2 separate regions of the Homo sapiens genome follow, and region 1 is linked to region 2. A link is an interaction called in ENCODE POLR2A ChIA-PET data of the cell type or tissue named here. Cell type or tissue: MCF 10A. All regions are shown on one strand. Links, peaks and the distances in the headings refer to the core of each region. The heading gives the core; the rest is flanking DNA.

Region 1 (9,908 bases), core at 1-8,000, 82 kb after region 2:
TTATGAACACTTATTGCCAAATTTTATAATTTTTCACCCAAAATTTTATTTTTGTACAGCCTAAGATCAAGAAAAAATAAACTGTACAATATTAAAACTTTAAAAATTATTATATACCTTTCTGAGTTCTTGTATTCAGGGAAGAATTGTTGTGCCTCTGTATTAATGTAGCTAGAAAAATTAAAGTAATCTTTGTAAAAAAATTAGCATCTAAATCAATCATAATAATTTTAAGTTTTTGTTTGAATTTTTTTGTATTATTTAGAGTTAGAATAATATGGAATAAAATTGATTTTAAGAAAAATTTGATAAAGTAATGGTGGTTTTTTGGAAAAGTATTTCATAGATCTAAAGAACCAAATTTCACCATCTCATATAGTTCTTATAATTCTTGATTTAACTACTTTCAAAAATTAATTTCTATTTCTCAGTAAGGTTTTTCAGACTCCTAGAACATATTTTTGAGTTATGAAATCCAAATATATACATACGATTGCATCAGAAGCGAATACTTTCAACAATTATTCTTTCATTTATTCTTTGACAAATTCAGAATAATCATTCCACATTTAGTCCAAATATATACATTACAATGAGAACTCTATTCCCTGAAAATATGAAATGTTTAGAGGCACATTCAATCATTAACGTGAAAATTCCCCTTGTAATCTTCGAAAATAGACTTACAGGGAATAACAACTATCGTTACCACAGAGGCCATTAAGATAAGACAGATAATTCCCAGGATCCCAACAATGAGCTTCTCTGGAGCTGATGGTAAATCTGCAGGGAGAGAAATGGGAACAGTGCGAAAGGAGAGGTGGATACAGTCGTTTAGAAGATTCACAGACAAGAGAACCTGAATGCACAGGAATCATACAGAGAAACTTGGACCCCAAACCCTCATCTCCCATTGTAATCTTTTTCTCAGAATAATATACCATTGAATTTTCAGGAAAAATAATGCTCCATGAATTATTTGACAAAGACTACAAACTTCAACAATGAGTTCAATCAGTCTTCATACTTTACATTGAAATAGCATATCTCAACTTGGAATTCTGATCTTTGCAAATAGAAGATATATGAGCACTCCCTTCTCTTTCCCCACATTCCTGTACCCCAAGCTGCACATCCTAGACTGTTATATTGAGGATCTTTTAAATGCTTTACCTTTGCAGTGATAGGTTTTGTCATTCCCTTGAAAATCCTGAGAAGCTTTTTGAAGGTTTAATTCCGCATAGGTTATTTCCTGTTCAGTTGCTAAAATGGAGTTTTTATTGCCTTTAGGTTTTCGTTGCTGCCTCTTTGGGTTTGGGGGCAGATTCAGGTCTGAGTAGATTACTCCTTGGTTATCCATCTCTGCAGTGTGTGATGTCAGGGACTGTACTCTATAATAACAGTAGTTAAGAAGTTAATAAATGGTTTATATACAGGATTCCCTAGTGCAATTAAAAGGGTGAGGTGGAGAACGAGTATTGGAGCTCATTTTGCATTAAATAATCTAAAGTTCTTTCTCTGATTTTCTTCAAGCCTAAACACGTTTCTTATGAATATTTGTTTTAAAAAAAGATTTTTAGGCCGGGCGCGGTGGCTCACGCCTGTAATCCCAGCACTTTGGGAGGCCGAGGCATGCCGATCACGAGGTCAGGAGATCGAGACCATCCTGGCTAACACGGTGAAACTCCGTCTCTACTAAAAATACAAAAAGTAGTCGGGCATGATGTCAGGCGCCTGTAGTCCTAGCTACTCGGGAGGCTGAGGCAGGAGAATCTCTTGAACATGGGCGGCAGAGGTTGCAGTGAGCGGAGATTGTGCCACTGCACTCCAGCCTGGGCGACAGAGTGAGACTCCGACTCAAAAAAAAAAGATAAATTTTCTGCATTTGACAAAATATTATTGCTGGGGCAATGAGAAGCAATAAATTACTAAGGAATAAAGAAGTTCAGGAATAAAAATATATTTCTTAAAGTCTGATGTTTTACCTGTGTTAAAAATTAAAATGTTGTATTAGAAAAACTTCTGCACTCATTTTTATGTTAATTTTGAAATCCAGTAATGGTTAAGACTATGTGGTCTGCACATGAGTAATAGTAAAGTTGACATATATATATATAAAAATTTCTTGCACTACATTACTTTTAATTAGTAATTTATACACATTAATGAAAATCAATAGAGGTAATTAAATGGTCTTTTCTTAATGGCTGAAATGTTCTAAGAAATTATTAAAAATTATTTATTAAAAATTATAAAAAATTAAATATTTGTATATGACAGAAAATGCTATGTGACACAGTTAACTTATGCATAACCTAAATAGTATTAGGAACACTACATAAATTGTTAATACTTACAGAAGTATTGGTAATTTAATTAGTAATTGGTAATTTATTTCCTGGCTAAATTATGAACCAAAAAATGATAAATAAAAGTATAGGTAATTCATGTTAAAGCACATTTCATTTAAACTTATAGAATGATTTTATGGTTGTCAAAGTGAGTAAAGGCCACTTTAGTTGTATAAGTACTTGTAAAATTTCAGATAATGTAATTAAATCATTTAGTCAATGGGCTCTGGAGTCAGTGAGATCTAGAATTAATTCTAGCTTTGACACTTATAATGTGCGACCTTTAAAAAGTTATTCTATTTTTAATAACCCAGTTTGTTAATCTAAAATGGGCATAAGAACATATAAAACGTTGCATGTAAAACATTTACCACTCAACCTGGCACTTAAAGTTCTCAATAAGCATTAGCTACTTTAATTATTATTTTAGTCACAATTGTTATGTTACTGTTTCTGATTCATGTCAGTTAAAGCATGGAAAATAAATCTTCAGATAAGTCTCCTATGTCCATGCGCTACATCTTTTTTTGCAATATTTTGATCAATTTTTAAAAAGTATTTTTATTGCTTTGTAATACCTTTAGCATTTTATGTAATCTACCTCATTCTGATTTTTATTAAAAATAAAAACTGCTTTTCTCTAATCTACGTGTCTGAGGAATTGTATTTGGCTTTCATCAATTGATTGATTTATTTTAATAATCTTTAATGGCTAAGCTAAATATAAATTATTATTCAAAGATACATGATGTACTGATTACAAAATACAAAATTAATTGTTCATTATTGTGATGTTAATAGCTTTCCCTTAAACGATATTGATCAACAAACCCACTAGATTTCCACAAACAATAATTTGAAAACTTTAAGAAATCCTTCAACATATTTCATATTTTAGGTTTTTACCCTGAGTTATTCAAATGAAGACAGCAATATTCTACTTTGATTTTATTGTATATTAATTATACCTCCTTTGTATCATATTGAGCACTTGAAATCACCCACTAAATGAGGTAGGCTAGTAGAGAGTTGGAGAGTAGCAATACATACCTTCTGTCCCCAGAAAGTCACACATCCTTTAGTGGAGAGGCCAGGTTAGTCTCATAAAAAGGCCTGCTATAGCTGTGTAATAAAAGGTGAAATTTAAAGGCATAAATCCAAGACAAGAACAAACAATGCCTGCAATCTTCGCAGACTGCCCTGTGAAGGCTCAGAGTGAGTCAAGAGTGGAAAAAGTAGATTTCTCATCAACGTGTTACTAAGGTTTGAACAGGAAATTCTACACATGGGCTATTGTGAAATCAGTTTTATCTCATCACACACCTCCAAAATATAGGATACTTGGTCTATTAAAAGTACAAGGTTGACTTTGAAAGTGTGTCATTTAGTTGGTTCATTTTTCAAGTGCCTATGAGAATTTTTTTTTTTTCTGTCTTGATCACGAACATTGTCAACCCTCACCTTGTTAAGAGTGCCTTTTAGACTAGGTTGCTAAATCTTAACATTGCATACTTCTTTTCTTTATATTATTTTATTATGTCACTTCCATTATAATAGAAAACATTCTAAAACTCATAGTAATATTATCAACTGATATCTACTGATTTTTTCCTTAATTATTCTGAAAAATTACTGCAGTAATTACTCAATTGATTGTAGCTGGCACAAAAAGCATCATTGCCAAAGTTATATTATTAACTTCTCTTAGTTCTTAAATTTTTGCACTTAATTTTTAAAAATAGATTATTTAATCTTCAGATTACCCTTGATAAAAATATCTTGGATAGGTAAAATATTAATCAATTTTGAAATATATTAGCATACCAGAAATTGAAATATTAAATAGCTATTCATTACATTCTTCATTTATTCATCCTCCGCCATAACAAATTATGTCGACTTTCATAGAAATATTTAGTTGTAAATGACAAAAACTGAAGTCAAACTATGTATGGGGAAAAAGTAATTTTAAAATCTTACTAGGAGGAAAGTCAGTAAATTGGCAGAATAGGTGGTCCCCCACACATATGCCCCCACAGCAACAATAATTTTTCAGCCATCCACAGACAAAAGTTCCTTTGAGGGAGTTTGGAATTCAAGTAGGAGTTTGTAAAATGCCAGTGGAACCCAAGACCTAGGAAGGTTGTTTTAGGGAATAGATTTGCATCCAAGTGGCAGACTTACCAACAGTGATTCCATCTCCAGACCTGAAAAGGGACCCATCCTCCTGTGCTTGCCTTCAGCCCCATTTAGGCCTTGGTCATGCTGCCAAAACCATTTGCCCAGGGGCCCAGGAGGAGACTCACACACTAGTGTCTCAGGAGGTAGGCATATCAACTGTAGTCTCAATGTAGACCCTGAAACAGCCCTCTAACTTGGCTTTAACTAGTGTCAGCCACAACTTGAGATCAGTCCTTCACCCACAGAGACTTCCTGGGAGACATATACATCTGTACCTCTGGGGCATGCTTGCTGACCTCTGTCCTACAGAAGATACTAAAATGGCCCTGAATCTCCACTCAAACTCCTCTCAACTGTGACCTGAGTTAATCACAGGAAATTGCTGTGAGACTCAATCATCTTTGTCAGCAGTACAGGCTTGCTGACTTCAGTTCCACGGTAGTTTCTGAAACAGCCTTGAATCTTGACCTTCACCCTTCTCAGCTGTGGACTGTGAGCAGTCTTGCCAGCTCAGGGATACAGAGGGAGGACATGTGCATCCATGTCCCAACTAGGAGACCATTGACCTAGGTTTCACAGCAGATCCTTTAATTGGACAGAAAAGGGGCTTCGACACTTCTCAGCTATGCTAGAGAGCAGTTTGCCCATACAGGGACCTGGAGAGAGACATCATTAGTGCCCCTGCAGGCACAGACCTTAGTTTTATTTCAGATCTTGAAACAATTCTGGATCCAGCTCCAGCCCAACTCAACTACAGTCTGAGGCAAATCTGCCTGCCCACAGACCTGCCAGAAAACACACTCAACCATGACCCCAGAGACAGACATGAAGACACTGGTTTCAGCTATAGACCCCGAGGAAACCTTGTGACTTAGCACTAACTCCTCTGTGCCACAGGTTGAGGAACCCACTCAGAGACCCATGAGCAGCCTTCCCAGCAAACTAGATAAACTCTTCCCCAACTACACACCTAATAATAGACCCACCATTTACAGACCTTGAAGTGGACCCTCATCCCCTCCCCAGCCCTATACAGTATGATTCTAGAGCCAGTTTGGCCCTCTGAGGCACTAAATAGGATACAAGCCTGCTAGAAGCCCTAGTAAAAGGATCATGAACCAAAGATCCCACTCTGGACCCGTAAGCAACCATGTGATCTGGCTGTAACCCCATTCAACCATGATACTGAAGGCAATCTCATCAGCCCAGGACACTAACAGGAGAAGCTTTTAACCTACCGAAACCAGTCTGTAAAGACTGAAAGAGAGTCTGCTCTTTCAAATGCACAGACATCAGTACAAGGATAAACAAATAACAAAGCATCAGACAAATATGACACCACCAAAGGAAACTAATAAAGCTTTAGCAACTGATCCAAATAAATGGAGATCTATAAGTTTCCTTTAAAGTAATTCAAAACAATCATCTTAAAAAATCTCAGTGAGATGCAAAAGAAAAGAGTAAACAAAAAATACAACTAAAACAAAAAATACATGAACAAAATAAAAATTTAATAAAGAAATATAAACTATTAAAAAGAACCAAACAAAAATTCTGGAGCTGAAGAACACAATGAAAGAAATAAATAAGTCAATAGAGAGTTTTAATGCCCGACTCAATCATGCAGAGGAATTAGTGAACTCAAAAAAAGAGTCTTTTAAAATTAACAAATTAGAGTAAAAAAAGAATAAAAAGTGGCAAAGAAAGCATGAGACCTTTGAGACACCACCAAGAATATGGTATAGAAAGTATAGAAACTTCAGAAGGAGAAGAGAGACATAAAAAGTCAAAAATATTTTTTCTTTAAAGACATACTGTCTGAAAACCTTCCTCACTTGGGAAGGATATGGAAATCCAGATTCATGAAGCTCAATGAATCATGAGCAAGATCAGCCCAGAAAAGACTATTATGAGGCATAATATAATCAAATTGTCAAAAGTCTAAGATAAGAGAATCTCGTGGGGGGGTTTTGTTTATTTTTTAGCTTAATGTGATCTCGTTTGTCCATTTTTGCTTTGGTTTCCTGTGATTGTGGGGTATTACTCAAAAAATCTTTGGCCAGTCAACTGTCCTTGAGAATTTTTCCAATTTTTTTTCTTTCAACTTTTATTTTTAGATACAGGGAGTACATGTGCTGGTTTGTTACATGGGTATATTATACCAGAATAGTGAGTATAATCCAAAGTAGGTAGTTTTCTGAACCATTCTTCCCTGCTCTCCTCTCCCCTCTAGTAGTCTGCAGTGTCTTTTGTTCCCATATTTACGTCTAAGGGTGCTCAGTGTTTAGCTCCCACTTATAAGTGAGAACCTTCAGTAGTTGGTTTTCTGTTCCTGCATTAATTTGCTTAGGATTATGGCCTCCAGCTCTGTCCATGTTGCTGTAGAGGACATGGTTTTATCTTTTTTATGGCTGAGTACTAGTCCATGGTGTATATATGCCACATTTTCTTTATCCAGTCCACCACTGATGAGCACATAAGTTGATTCCATATCTTTGCTGTTGTGAATAGTGCTGTGATAAAAATGTGAGTGCATGCGTCTTTTTGATATAATGATCTATTTTCATTTGGTTATATTCCCAGTAGTGCAATTGAGGGTCAAATGGTAGCTCTGTTTGAAGTATTATGAGAAATCTCCAAACTACTTTCCACAGCGGTTAGGCTAGTTTACATTCCCACCAATAGTGTATTAGCATTTTCTTTTTTCTGCAGCCTCATCAGCATCTGTTGTTTTTGGACTTTTAAATAGTGGTCATTCTGACTAGTGTAAGATGGTATCTTACTGTGGTTTTGATTTGCATTTCTCTGTTGATTAGTGATGATAAGTGTTTTTTAATATGCTTGCTGGATACTTGTATGTCTTCTTTTAAGGAGTGTCTGTTTATGTCCTGTGCCCATTTTTAAATGAGGTTATTGTTTTTCCTTGTTGTTCTGTTTAAATTCCTTATAGATTCTGGATATTAGACCTTTGTCAGATGCATAGTTTGCAAATAATTTTTCCCACTCTGTAGGTTGTCTGTATATTTCATTAATAGTTTATTTTGCTGTGCAGAAGCTTTTTAGTTTAGGTCTCATTTGTCAATTTTTGTTTTTATTGCCCTTGCTTTTAAGGACATAGCCAAAAAATTGTTTGCCAAGGCTGATGTTGAGAAAGGTATTTCCTAGGTGTTCTTCTAAAATTTTTACAGATTGAGGTATCACATTTAAAATTTTAATTATCTTGAGTTAATTCTTCTATATGGTGAAAGGTAAGGGTCCATTTTAACTCTTCTGCACATGGCTAGACAGTTACACTAGTGATACAGGAACGAGAAAGAAATTATTTAGGCAGATAGTGAGGGTAAAGGAATTCTCAGCAAGGCTTCCCTTTTAACAAAAAGCAGCCCCAAATAACTTCTTTTCTAACAAAGAGCAGCCTGAAAAATGAAGCAGCAGACATAGATAAGCAGGCTGGAGACTTGCATGTGTGCATGCTGGCAGCTGTGCCAATAGAAAAGGGGCTGACTGGAAGCCAGGCATTTTCAACCTGGAGGCTCCATCTTCCCTTTTCTTTGTCACTAATAAAGAACCAGGCAACATGGCACAGGCCAGGTAGACAACCATCTGCATAATAAAAGACTAGGGTTGAGTGGCCAGCTTCTTTAAGCGCTATGCAAATGGCATGCCTAGTCCGACCAATCTTTCGTGCCCTATGTAAATCAGACACTGCCCCCTCAAGCTCATCTATAAAACCTTCTACATTTCACTGCAGAAGCAGCAACCCATTTCTCCAGTACCCATCCCTGGGCAGAGATCTCTTCTCTTTCTTTTGCCCATTAAACTTCCTGTCTTAACCTCACTCTGGTGTGTTCACGTCCTAGTTTTCTGTGGTCATGGGACAACAAACCTCAGATATTACCCTAGACAACAAGGCGATTTCATAGCATCATTTATTGTATAAGCAGTCCATTTATATTCCTTTTTTTCTTGTCTGTCTTTTTGAAAATCAGATGGCTGTAAGTGTGCAGCTTTATTTCTGAGTTTTCTATTCTGTTCCATTAGGATAGATGTCTACTTTGTACCATACCATGCTGTTCTGATTACCGTAGTCTTATTGTAAAATTGGAAGTTGGACAGTGTAATGCCTCCAGCTTTCTTCTTTTTGCTTAAAATTGCTTTAGCTATTCAGGCTCTTTTTTGGTTCCATATGAATTTTAGAATAGTTTTTTTCTAATTCTGTGAAGAATGGCATTGGTAGTTTGATAGGAATTGCACTGAATCTGTAAATTGCCTTAAGCAGTAAGGCCATTTTAACAATATTGATCCTTCCAATACATGAGCTTGGAAAGTTTTTCCATTAATTTGTGTTATCTTTGATTTTTTTCAGTAGAATTTTGTAGTTCTCCTTGTAGAGATCTTTCACCTCCCTGGTAGGCTGTATTTATTCCTATGTATTTCATTTTCTTTGTGTGTATCATAAATGGGATTGTGTTTTATATTTTACTCTCAGCCTGGAGATTATTAGTGTATGGGAATGCTACTGCTTTTGATACATTGATTTGATATCCTGAGACCTTACTAAGATCATTTATCAGTTCTGGTAGCCTTTTGGCAGTCTTTTTCTCATCTTTTAGTTTTAGGTTTAGAATACATGTGAGGGTTTATTACATAGGTAAACTCATGTCGTGGGGGTTTATTTACAAATTATTTCATCACCCAAGTATGAAGCCCAGTACCCAATAGTTATCTTTTCTGCTCCTCTCCCTCCTCCCACCACTCTCCACTCTCAAGTAGGCCCCAGTGTCTGTTGTTTCTTTCCTTGTGTTCATATGTTCTCATCATTTAACTTGTACTTATAAGTGAGAACATGCAGTGTTTGGTTTTCTGCTCCTGTTAGTTTTCTGAGGATAATAGCCTTGATCTCCACCAACATTCCCACTAAATATATAATCTTGTTCTTTTTTATGGCTGCATATTATTCCATGATGTTTATGTACCACATTTTCTTTATCCAATCTGTCATTGATGGGCATTTAGGTTGATTCCTTGTCTTTGCTATCATAAATAGTGCTGCAGTGAACATTTGCATACATGTGTCATTAACGTAAAATCATTTATATTCCTCTGGGTATATACCCAGTAATGGGATGGCTGGGTTGAATGGTAGTTCCTCTTTTAGCTTTTTGAGGAATCACCATACTGCTTTCCACAAGGGTCGAACTAATTTGCACTCTCATAAATGGTGTATAAGTGTTCCCTTTTCTCCACAACCTTGCCAGCATCTTTTTTTTTTTTTTTTTTTTTTTTACTCTTATATAGTCATTTTTACTAGTGTAAAGTGGTATCTCATTGTGGCTTTGATTGCATTTCTGTAACGATTTGTGACATTGAGCTTTT
Region 2 (10,194 bases), core at 935-8,934:
TGTGTAAATGTGATAGATGAAGTGTTCTTAAGCCAGAGAGATTTGACAGATACATCCCTCAGGGACCTGGACATTGAATATTTTACTAATGGAAGCAGTTTCATACTAAACGGAGTCCGCCAAGCTGGGTATGCAGTGGTGACTTTGGATTCAGTAGTAGAGGTGCAGTCTTTGCCTACAAAAACTTCTGCTTAGAAAGCAGAACTAATAGCTCTGACAAGAGCTCTCTGGCTAGCCAAAGACCAAAAGACAAATATTTACACATATTCCAGATATGTTTCTGCCACTTTGCATGTTCATGAGACTATTTACAAAGAAAAAATAATTTTAACTGCTGAAAGTAAAGAAATAAAGTATAAGGAAGAAATTCTAGAGCTCTTAAATGCTGTATAGGCCCCAAAAGGTGGCAGTGATGTACTGCAAGGGGCACCAAAAAGGAAGAATACTAAAGGCTAAAAAAATAAAATAAAATAAGAAAACAGACAAAGAGGCAAAGCAGGCTGCAATGACAACTCCACCTTTTAAAGAGGAAGCCTTAGCTATGCCTCTCCTCCCAGAGATTCCTCTCCTGGATATCCCAAGCTACACTCCAAATGAAAGGGCTTATTTTGCCCAGAAAAATAAAAACTACATTAAAAGGAGATGGTAAATATTATCCAATGGGAGGCTAGCCATACCTGAAATGGTGGCCCCCAGATTTTTAAAAGAGTTCCACCAAGGAACTCACATGGAAAAAAATACAACAACAGAAATGAGGAATGCTATATATCAAAATAGATTGGCTTTAGATTACCTCTTAGCCTCAGGAGGAGGAGTATGTGGAAAATTTAATTTAACCAACTGTTGCCTAGAAATCGATGATAATGGTTGAGCTGTCATGGAAATCACCGCTAGAATGCACACATTGGCCCATATTCCAGTTCAGACTTGGTCTGGGTGGTCCCCGGATTCCTTGTTTGGAGGATGGTTCTCAGCCTTTAGAGGATTCAAAAGCCTCATTGGTGGGTTCTTGGTTATTCTTGGCATCTGCCTCATCCTCCCTTGCCTTTTACCCCTGTTTATTAGAAGTATTCAGTCAACTATGGAGGCAATAGTGGCCTGATACACTACCATGCAGATGATGGCATTAACCAGATATCAGTCGCTGCTGGTAGAAGCAGCAGCTCAGCTCCACGAAGACGTGGCAAATAGTGGTGCTTTCTGTTAACACATTTGTTATAAAAAGCACCAAAGGGGGGAATGGAACAGGAATTAAAAGAAATTAAAGAATGTGTAAGCAAAAACTCAGTTGTATGTAAGAAAACCCAATTCCCCCTGAGGAAGAGAAAGAACTGGAGTCCTTTAAAAATTAACTGCCTGTTTTTCCGTGGCTAGTGAGCCTTATCTCTCCCTTTCCCAGGCATTGTGAAGACCCTGTTTCTCTAGCTGTGCAGCTGCAAGGTCACTAGACAGACAAACTCAAGTCATAAAACATGCTTTTCCTTGAAAAGTAAGAAACAATGTAATGTATGTCTCAATTGAATAACTGTCTTTGTTTCTTGCTTCTGTAATATGCTTCCCCCTGCACAAATCTTCCCCCACAGACAAAATACTTAAAAGATAACTTGACTCTTTGTTCAGGGCTCAGTCATTTGGATGTTAATCCAACTGGGCCAGTGCACCTAAATAATAAAAATCCTCCTCAACCCCTTGGTGTTCCTGATTCCTTATCAATCCTGCTACAGGTGGAGAAAAAAGAAAGACCAGCAGAAAAGAAAAAAACTAGGAGAGGAAGTCAGAGGGAAAGAAAGCAAAAACAGCAAGCATAGAGCCAAACAGCCAGGCAGGCACGCCAAGGGGTAAGTCCCTCTCCCCAAAGAGCTTGGGGACTGGTGCCGGGAGGAGAGCAGAGGAGGTGAAAGGGCATAATTCTTGCAATTTGCGGCAGGCATCTGCCAATCCTCTGGGCCGGTGACTGCCTGGGGCCCAGACTACAGCCGGGCAAATCCCACCCACCCAGCCAGAGAAACTAAGTGTAAAAAGAAAGGAAAAAATATAAAAAGGGAAATCAGGAAAAATAAAAAACACAGGAGAAACAGACAGCTGCGTGTGCGTGGGGGTGGGGCCCGTGCCATGGCCCAGCAGGGCTCGCAGCAGGAGCAGGAGAACTTGGGAAAAGAAAGGGAAACAGGATGAGAGAGAGAGAGAGAGAGAGAGAGGAAAATAGAGCGCAAATGAGAGAGAGAGAGAAATAGAGGGAAAGAGTAAGTAAGAGAGAAACTGGAAGAGACAGAAATCAAAGGAAGATACAGAGAGTGAAACTAGAAAAATAGTGAAAAAGGAAGGCAGAAAGTTAAGACATGCTGAAGATTGTCTGTGAAAGTCATAAGAAAAGCTATAAAAGGGAATTTATGCAAAAAATATTGTATAACTGAAAAACAGGCCTCCTGAATGTAAAATTATTAAAAAAAGTTTATGTACAAGGTATGTAAAAAAATACTTTTAATAACAGGATTATAAAGAGGCATAAGAATACAGATTTTTACCTACATTAAAGGCTAAACTTTTTTTCTGTTTTAAAGATTTAAGCAAGTTTTAAAATGTTAATTGTAAAGGAAATTCTGTGTGTTAACATATTGGCTAAAGTTAAAGGGGTATCATCCAGTTTTTCTGTGAACTGGATATTACAATAAAATCACTATAGATTTTTCTTAAAGCACTAACCTGCTCTTTAACAAAAATTATAAAAAGTTAAAGAATCTATAAAAGTCTTACCTTATAGTTAGACATTAAAATTGGATAAATAATGTCTACAAGATTTTATTAAAATTAAGTTGAACATCAATAGCACATTAATATAATGGTAAAATTTAACTTATCTGGTATAAAATCATACAAAAACATTGTCAAATATAAAATGGTGTTTGGCTTTCTTAAGGCCTAAAGGCAACCCGGTAAGTCACAAGGACCCTCATCCCCAAGGCCACAGAGTGCAGGGTGGTGAAGGCCATAAGAAGGCCAAACATTAAGAGGGGGCAGGGCCACAGTGTCTCCTGGGCAGCGCTGAGCAGGAATAGAGCAAGGGGCATAACCATGAGGCCTCAAGCCCCAGGATATGCAGCAGAAATTATATACTTAATCTATCTTCCACTTTCCCTTCCCTTGGAGCTAAAAGTCTTTTAGCACAGGTAGCACCCCTAGAATTTCCAGTACACCAGCACCAGCCTGAAAACCACATCCTTATCAAAAGATAGAAAGAAAAAAAAACTCAAGCCAGCCTGGGAAGAACCCTATTTTATGCTATTAACCACTGAGACTGCCGTCCGCACAGCCAAGAAAAAAATGGTCCCACCATACTCGAGTCAAGAAAACATCTTCCTCTCAGAATCATGGGTTACTGTACTAGGATTAAGCCCTACTAAGTTAAAGTTAAAGAAAGCTTAATTTTCATATACCTTCTATATCGCTTCCTTTCCTTTCCGTATTTTGTTACTAGCTCCGTTGTTATTAATGTAACTAAGTCTGACTCACCTCAGACCATTGCCTTTAACTCTTGCTCTGTCATACCTTGTGGAAATGTAAAATATCAACAACAGCTAGCCTTTTCACACAAATATTTATGTCCCAGCCCTCTAACTGACACAGGTACCCCTAGCAGTCATTGTTGTAATGACCTGCAGCCAAGATGCTGATTTTCTGCTCCTACAGGCTGGCAACCTTGTAGTAAATGGGACCACATCCCTTAAACTACCCAGGAGCAAAGCTGGACTTCCACGAAAAAGGTTTGTGCAAATCTAAAACCCCTCATCTATTTCACTAAAAGGACTACCCCTTCTCACTGTCAGCCTTATCAGTGTAACCCTGTCCTTCTCTTTATCACCACCTCCACCTTAACTAACTCTAGACCTGCCCTTAGTCGCTTCTGTGGTATGGGGATTGACATAAATGGAAAAGACCCCCTAGGTATTTTTAAAATATGGATTTTTCCCCCATCTCCCCCTTCTTCAGTAGCCTCAGTTCTAGATCCCACACCAGTTGCTCCTACATCTAATAAAACTAGGGTGTCTATTGTAAAAATAAGATATCTAAGACAGACCTTAGCCATCAAGACAAAATATCAAGATGCAAATTCCTGGCTGAAATGGATTAAATAATCCATTCACACTTTAAATAAAAGCGATTATTACGCTTGTACACACGGTAGGCCAGAGGCCCAGATTATCTCCTTTCCACTTGGATGGTCTCCTTGTCATCCAGATATGGAGTGTATGGTGGTTCTTTTTCAAAATCCCACTGCTTGGGATAATCCATCATACTGAGCGCTCTCTGCTATTTCCTGAAATTCAACACCCTGCGGGTCAGCCTCCGAGGGCAATCCAGCTTCCACCTCTAAATGCCAAGTTTACTTTGTGCCTCTCATGGCAGGAGGAAAATTTGGCGTTCCTTGAAAGCATAAAAGGATACAAGAAGCCCAAGCCTTTCCAAGAACTTGCCCATCAGTCCATGCTTAGCCATCCCCAAGCAAATGTATAGTGGTACTGTGGAAGACCTTTACTGGACACTCGGCCAAATAACTGGAGCAGTACTTGTGCTCTAATCCAATTGGCTATCCGCTTCACGCTGGCATTTCGTCAATCTAAAAAGGTAAAAACAAAACACCGCAGGCCAAAGGAAACTCCTTGAGTCCTTTAATCCTCAGGTTTACGTAAATGTTATTAAGGTCCGTGAGAAGTGCCAAATAAGTTTAAAGCACAAAAATCAAATAGCTGCAAAATTTAAATCCATGTTGGTCTGGTAGGTAACCATAAATTAAAAAAAAATTTAACTTCAATTCAATTCTCACCTCGTTTGCCCTTACTATTGGTGTACTTATTCTTGTAGACTGTTATATTATGCCCTGCCTTCAAGGTTTTATGCAAAAACTTGTCTCTGCTGCTCTTACAGAGTTAACTCCTAACTATCCTCCACCCTATTGAAAAAAAATTACCTCTCTTAGAAGGACAAAGAATTAAGTCAAAACATATTAAACAAGACTGAGGAGGAATTATGAAATAAAAAAAGGGGGAATATTGTAAAAAGTAAAGTAGAGGTTCCTCTTCAAAGACTTTCCTCCCCATCTAATTAGAAATAAACAGTAACTTCTCTTAGAAGCAAAATTTATTCAAAGACCTGTGCTCCTAAATATTTGCCCTGGCATGCTTATACTGGTCCAAGCAAGCGTTAGGTCATAGCCTGTTCCTCTTCCTTATTTAAAAGTGTTTTTATCTTTCTCAGCATTCCACAAGTTACTTCCTCCTTCCTTTGTTCTCCTCTACCTTTGCCTCTTTTAAAAAGTTCTAAGTTGCTAGCCAATCGGGACAAATACAGAATGTGAGGTCCCGTTCCAGCCAGTGGAAACCGGACACAGCAGTAGTGTGGACATGTCAGGTTATAAATGACCCTGTCTCCTTTGTTCGGTGTACTCTCATGGCAGAACTGCTAGTGAGTGTACCCTTTCTGCAGGAAGTAAAAAATGGCCTTACTAAATAAATTAAATTTATGTTCAAGTCCTATTTCTTTATGACACCGGGGAACAAGCATTTCAAACAATTCCATTCTAATAACCCCAAGTCTTAGCTTTTTACGGAATCAATTGTAAAGTCTAAAGTCCAAAATCTTATCTAAATATCATCAAACAAGATATGCATGAGACTCAAGATTCTATTTATTCAGAGGCAAAATTCCTTCTTAACTGTGAACCTGTGAAACCAAACAAGTTATGTGCTTCCAAAATACAATAGTGGGACAAACATAGGATGGATATTACTATTCCAAAAGGAAGAAAGAGAGGAAGAGAAACAGTCATGGGACTCAAGCAAGTACAAATCATAGCAAAGGAAACGTCCTAAGATCTTACTTAAGGCTGGAGAATAATGCCTTTAAGATAATCATGGCCCACTGGGGCAGCACCACCTCCCTGACCCCGTTGGGTGGAGGACCCATTAAAAGTGGCAGCATGACCCCCACAGGCAGGGAAGGCACTGCCCATGCTGTGTCTCTCTGCTGTGGCCCTGCCCATGAGGCAATTTCCTGTGGAGGGTGGGGTTGCACTCTCAGTGATCTGCTGGCCTTCTCTTCCTTCACTGATCCCCTGGGTGTTGGTCCTACCTTTAGAAATTAAAACAGCACCCCTCCCCCAGCCCATCCACTCTGGGCTTGTGGTGGGAGAGGCAGCCTTGGGGATATCTGAATTGCCTTTAGGATCTCTCTTCTTTTGTCTTGGAGAATCATGCATGTTTGCAGTGAAATTGTTCTATGGTTTGGTCCTGTGGAGTCTAAGAAATCTGACAGTCTTTGGTCATTTTGTCCTGTTTTTGTTTGTTTCCTTTAGTCTCAGTTGGCAGTGTTACCGCTGGTGTAATCTCTTCTCTGTTCCTGGCTTTTATTGAGATGGTTGATCATCTTTACACAGTCCTTTGCATGCAGATGTACGTATTTGGAGTTGAACAGTTTTCTATATAGCCTTTAAAGCTCGAGGCATAGAGTGCACAGTCTCCCTTCTGCATTTCAATTATTGTTAGTCTAGAGGAGAGACAATTACAAATTACATACATGATTTTATTAACGCGGGAAAATAAAAATGAATCATACCTATTGAACTTCAAATACAGGAACTTAATACCATTTTAGGAGATTATGGACCATGCCTGGTCCTAATTCATAAACAAAATATAGCCAACTCAGATAATAAAAATAAAAATTATAAATAATGCGCCACTCTTTTTATCATACATCAGAAACTAGCCAATTCTGAAGTCTAAAATCTCTTCATATGTATACCCAAGTTAAATGAAAACTTTAGAATGTTTATTTTAAAACAAATATTTAAGTGAGAAATAAATTCAGTGTTCAATTTAGAATTTGATACTGTGTTTTGTGGAAAAATAAAACATTTTCTTCAGATATATGCAATTTTACTTGGTAAGGAAATGAAAATAAAATTTCAAATCTAATACATACATACACACATTCACAAGTGTGTATAAGTGTGTGTGTGTGTGTGTGTGCATATGTTTAGGCATTCCATGTGGAGATTTCTATATCTATATATGTGTTTTACTCTGGCATCTTTAATCTTTTGGAGTTATATGATTAATAATGATACTTTGTTTTCTTTCATAAGAGATGGGAAATAGAAAGCTCAAGAAAGAGTGAGGATGTCACTTCAATGTAAAATTGACAAAAAAATAAAAAGATTATGGTCTGATGCTATCCCTATTTAAAAAGACGATGTAATGATCTCTGTTCTGTAACTGAACAATCGGCCACTGTAGGGAGAAAACTATTCTTAAAGAGTTTTTGTTTTGTTGTTTGTTTGTTTTTAGACAGAATCTTGCTCCGCTGCCAAGGCTGGAGTGCACTGGTTCAATCTCGGCTCACTGCAAACTCTGCCTCCCAAGTTCAAGTGATTCTCCTGTGTCAGTTTCGTAAGTAGCTGGGATTACAGGCATGTGCCACCACATCCGGCTAATTTTTTTATTTTTAGTAGAGATGGTGTTTCACTACGTTGCCAGGCTGGTTATAAACTCCTGACCTAAAGCAATACACCCACCTCGGCCTCCCAAAGTGCTGGGATTACAGGTGTGAGCCACTGCACCCGGCCCCAGCTGAGATTTTTTAATAACTGCTCTTACTAGGTTCAGTCTACATTAGAGTCTCGTTCTTTTTTTCTTTCTTTCCTCTCTCTCTTTTTTTTTTTTTTGACAGTGTTTTGCTCTTGTCAGCCAGGCTGGAGTGCAGTGGCGCAATCTCGGCTCACTGCAACCTCCACCTCCTGGGTTCAAGCAATTCTGCTGCCCCTCAGCCTCAGGAGTAGCTGGGGTTACAGGCACTTGCCACCACATCTGGCTAATTTTTGTATTTTTAGTAAAGATGAGCTTTCACCATGTTGGCCAAGCTGGACTTGAACTCCTGACCTCAGGTCCTCCCAAAGTGCTGGGATCACAGGCGTGAGCCACTGCACCCGGCCTCATTCTTTTTAATATCACTTTGTCCATGTGTTCCTTCGATTTCTTTCTCTGTTTTTTCATACTACTTTCATTACACTTCTGCCAGAGTACCTAACTAACTACACTGGATTATTTGTTTGTAACTACATCTCTGACTAGAGTTTGAAGCTCTAAAATGAGTTTTATTCTACTCATCTCTGTAGTTATCTCTGCATAATTCCTGGAAATTGTGCAGTAATCAACCAATATTTACTACATGCATAAACAGAAAGTTAGTATGCTAGTTGTTTTGCTTCTGAAAAAAAATTTTGTCCTTGTAGATAGGAAAATATTGAGAAACTATGATATAAACTCTTATTTTTTAGAGAATCAATGTTTTTTCTGTTAAAAAAACTCTCAAGCCATACATAAATGAGGCCATCCTGGATCAATTCTAAGGTATACTGGGGCTTCCAAATTACAAATAGATAATAAGGAAGGAAGGTAGGGAGTTCTTGCTACAATAAACACAAGGGGAAAATTGAAAATAACACATGAGAGTAAAAGGTTGTGCATTGATCATTGCCAATTAATCATTAAAGTAGCAAAGTAAATTTAAAAATCAGCGAAAAGAGCACTTTTTTAGTCATTTAATAGTAAGTCTGGCTCCAGAGCCAGAAATATATATATTTGAGTCCTCATTGCAACAATTATTCATTTTGTAACTTAAGTGAGTTATTTAACATGTTAAGATTCTGTTGTATACCATTAGAATTAGGTTAAAATAACACCTGTATACAGGATTGTTAAGTATATTTAATGAAAGGATACATTTAAGTGCTTAAATCTGTGTCTGACAGACAGGAAGCACCTAATTAACCTAATTTTAACATTGATATTGTTGTGACTTTTTATTACATTGAAGAATTGGAAATTCAAATATCTAAAGTCCCCTTGAAATAAAGAATTATAATATTTACAATCTAGAGGACTTCTGCAATATTTGTGATATTATGAGACTGAAAAAAGGAAAAGCAGTAGTGACAAAATGCTTAGGTTTCATTCCTGATCGTTGTAGCTGAATGAAGAAATTACTGAACAGTGTAGTGACAGGTCAGATCTTTCAAATGGTAGAAATGACCTTTCTTGAATACTCTAGCATTAATCTGGAGAATTACAACTATATTCATAAGATCAGTGAACATTAAGATGTTGTCACTTAGTCTGGGTGTGCTGAATTGCTCTGTGCAATCAAGTGGGTAAAAGAGCAGGCTATAAAAACTACAGACATGGGACACTTCAGAATCCAGAAAGACCAAGCTGTAGTTCACCGGACACAGAAATGGAGATAAGAGATTTGAAGAAATAAAGAAATGTAAAGATATGCAGAAGGTCACCTTTGAATATTCAGCAGAGTACTTACTAATGCATGTATGTAAAAAACTACTCCAGGATGGAGAAAGAACTGTCTGAAAAGATTTAGGGTAAACAATACTTAGTGCTAACATAGGGTCTAGTATTTTGCCTGTTTCTACCAGCCATATTACAAAACTTTGTATTTCAAAGGTTATCACATAGAATACATAGAAAACAGCAGAATAAACATTTCTGATCAAATACACCTAAAACATTTTTAAAAACACACTATAGTCTAGTCCATAACACTGATGTCAATAAATTTAAGTTTTAAATTATACAAAATAATTCGCTAATGAAAATGAAATTAAATTAGAAATCAATAATAAAAATGTCTGAAAAATTCACAAATGTTGAAAACTAAATGACACATGTAAATAATCAATGAATCAAAGAATGCAAAAGACAATTTAGAAACTATTTTTAACTGAATGGAAACAAAAAGTAGTATCTCAAAATATGACGGGATGTTGCCAAATCATCTCACATATTAATAGTATAACTTTTATTAGAAAAAAAGGTTTCAAATCAACATATCAGCTTTCAATATAAGAAACTAAAAAAGCAAATTTAACCTACTATAAGAAGACAGTAAATAATAAAGATCAAAGCAGAAATCAGTGAGAAGAAAATTTTTACCTAAATGGCAAATAAGCACACACAAAAAAATGCTACTTAACATCATTGCATTAGTAAAATGCAAGTTAAAACTACATTCATATACCAAAACACATCATTTAGTGTGTCTGAAATTTACTTATTTATTTATTTATTTATTTATGAGACAGGGTCTTGCTCTGTCACTCAGGCTGGAGTGCAGCGGCGCAATCTC

Evidence for each region. ChIA-PET counts read pairs that join two places held together with the same protein. Peaks named below come from ENCODE experiments on the same cell type or tissue, not always from the same donor. Only the 100,000 strongest peaks of a DNase experiment are listed, where the experiment ranks them.
Region 1: POLR2A ChIA-PET joins it to region 2 with 5 read pairs; 3 of 35 experiments call an interaction of 5 or more read pairs at or near these places.

What each region holds. Positions count from the first base shown.
Region 1 is chr12:10,449,797-10,459,704 of GRCh38, forward strand. KLRC1 (killer cell lectin like receptor C1) reads right to left here and starts at 3,581. Exons shown (of 7, transcript NM_002259.5): 1 at 3,402-3,581; 2 at 1,174-1,391; 3 at 688-783; 4 at 118-171. The coding sequence starts at 1,360. In MCF 10A, for the core only: no CTCF peak of the experiment used is centred there; a DNase peak (open chromatin) is centred at 3,585.
Region 2 is chr12:10,366,692-10,376,885 of GRCh38, forward strand. It overlaps KLRC4-KLRK1 (KLRC4-KLRK1 readthrough), which reads right to left. Exons shown (of 13, transcript NM_001199805.1): 13 at 5,662-6,540. The coding sequence ends at 6,423. It overlaps KLRK1 (killer cell lectin like receptor K1), which reads right to left. Exons shown (of 8, transcript NM_007360.4): 8 at 5,662-6,540. The coding sequence ends at 6,423. It overlaps KLRK1-AS1 (KLRK1 antisense RNA 1), which reads left to right. Exons shown (of 4, transcript NR_120430.1): 2 at 7,344-7,445. Among named protein-coding and RNA genes, the nearest start is that of KLRK1-AS1, 8.0 kb to the left of the region's middle. RefSeq lists a silencer at 5,506-5,706. In MCF 10A, for the core only: no CTCF peak of the experiment used is centred there; a DNase peak (open chromatin) is centred at 7,470.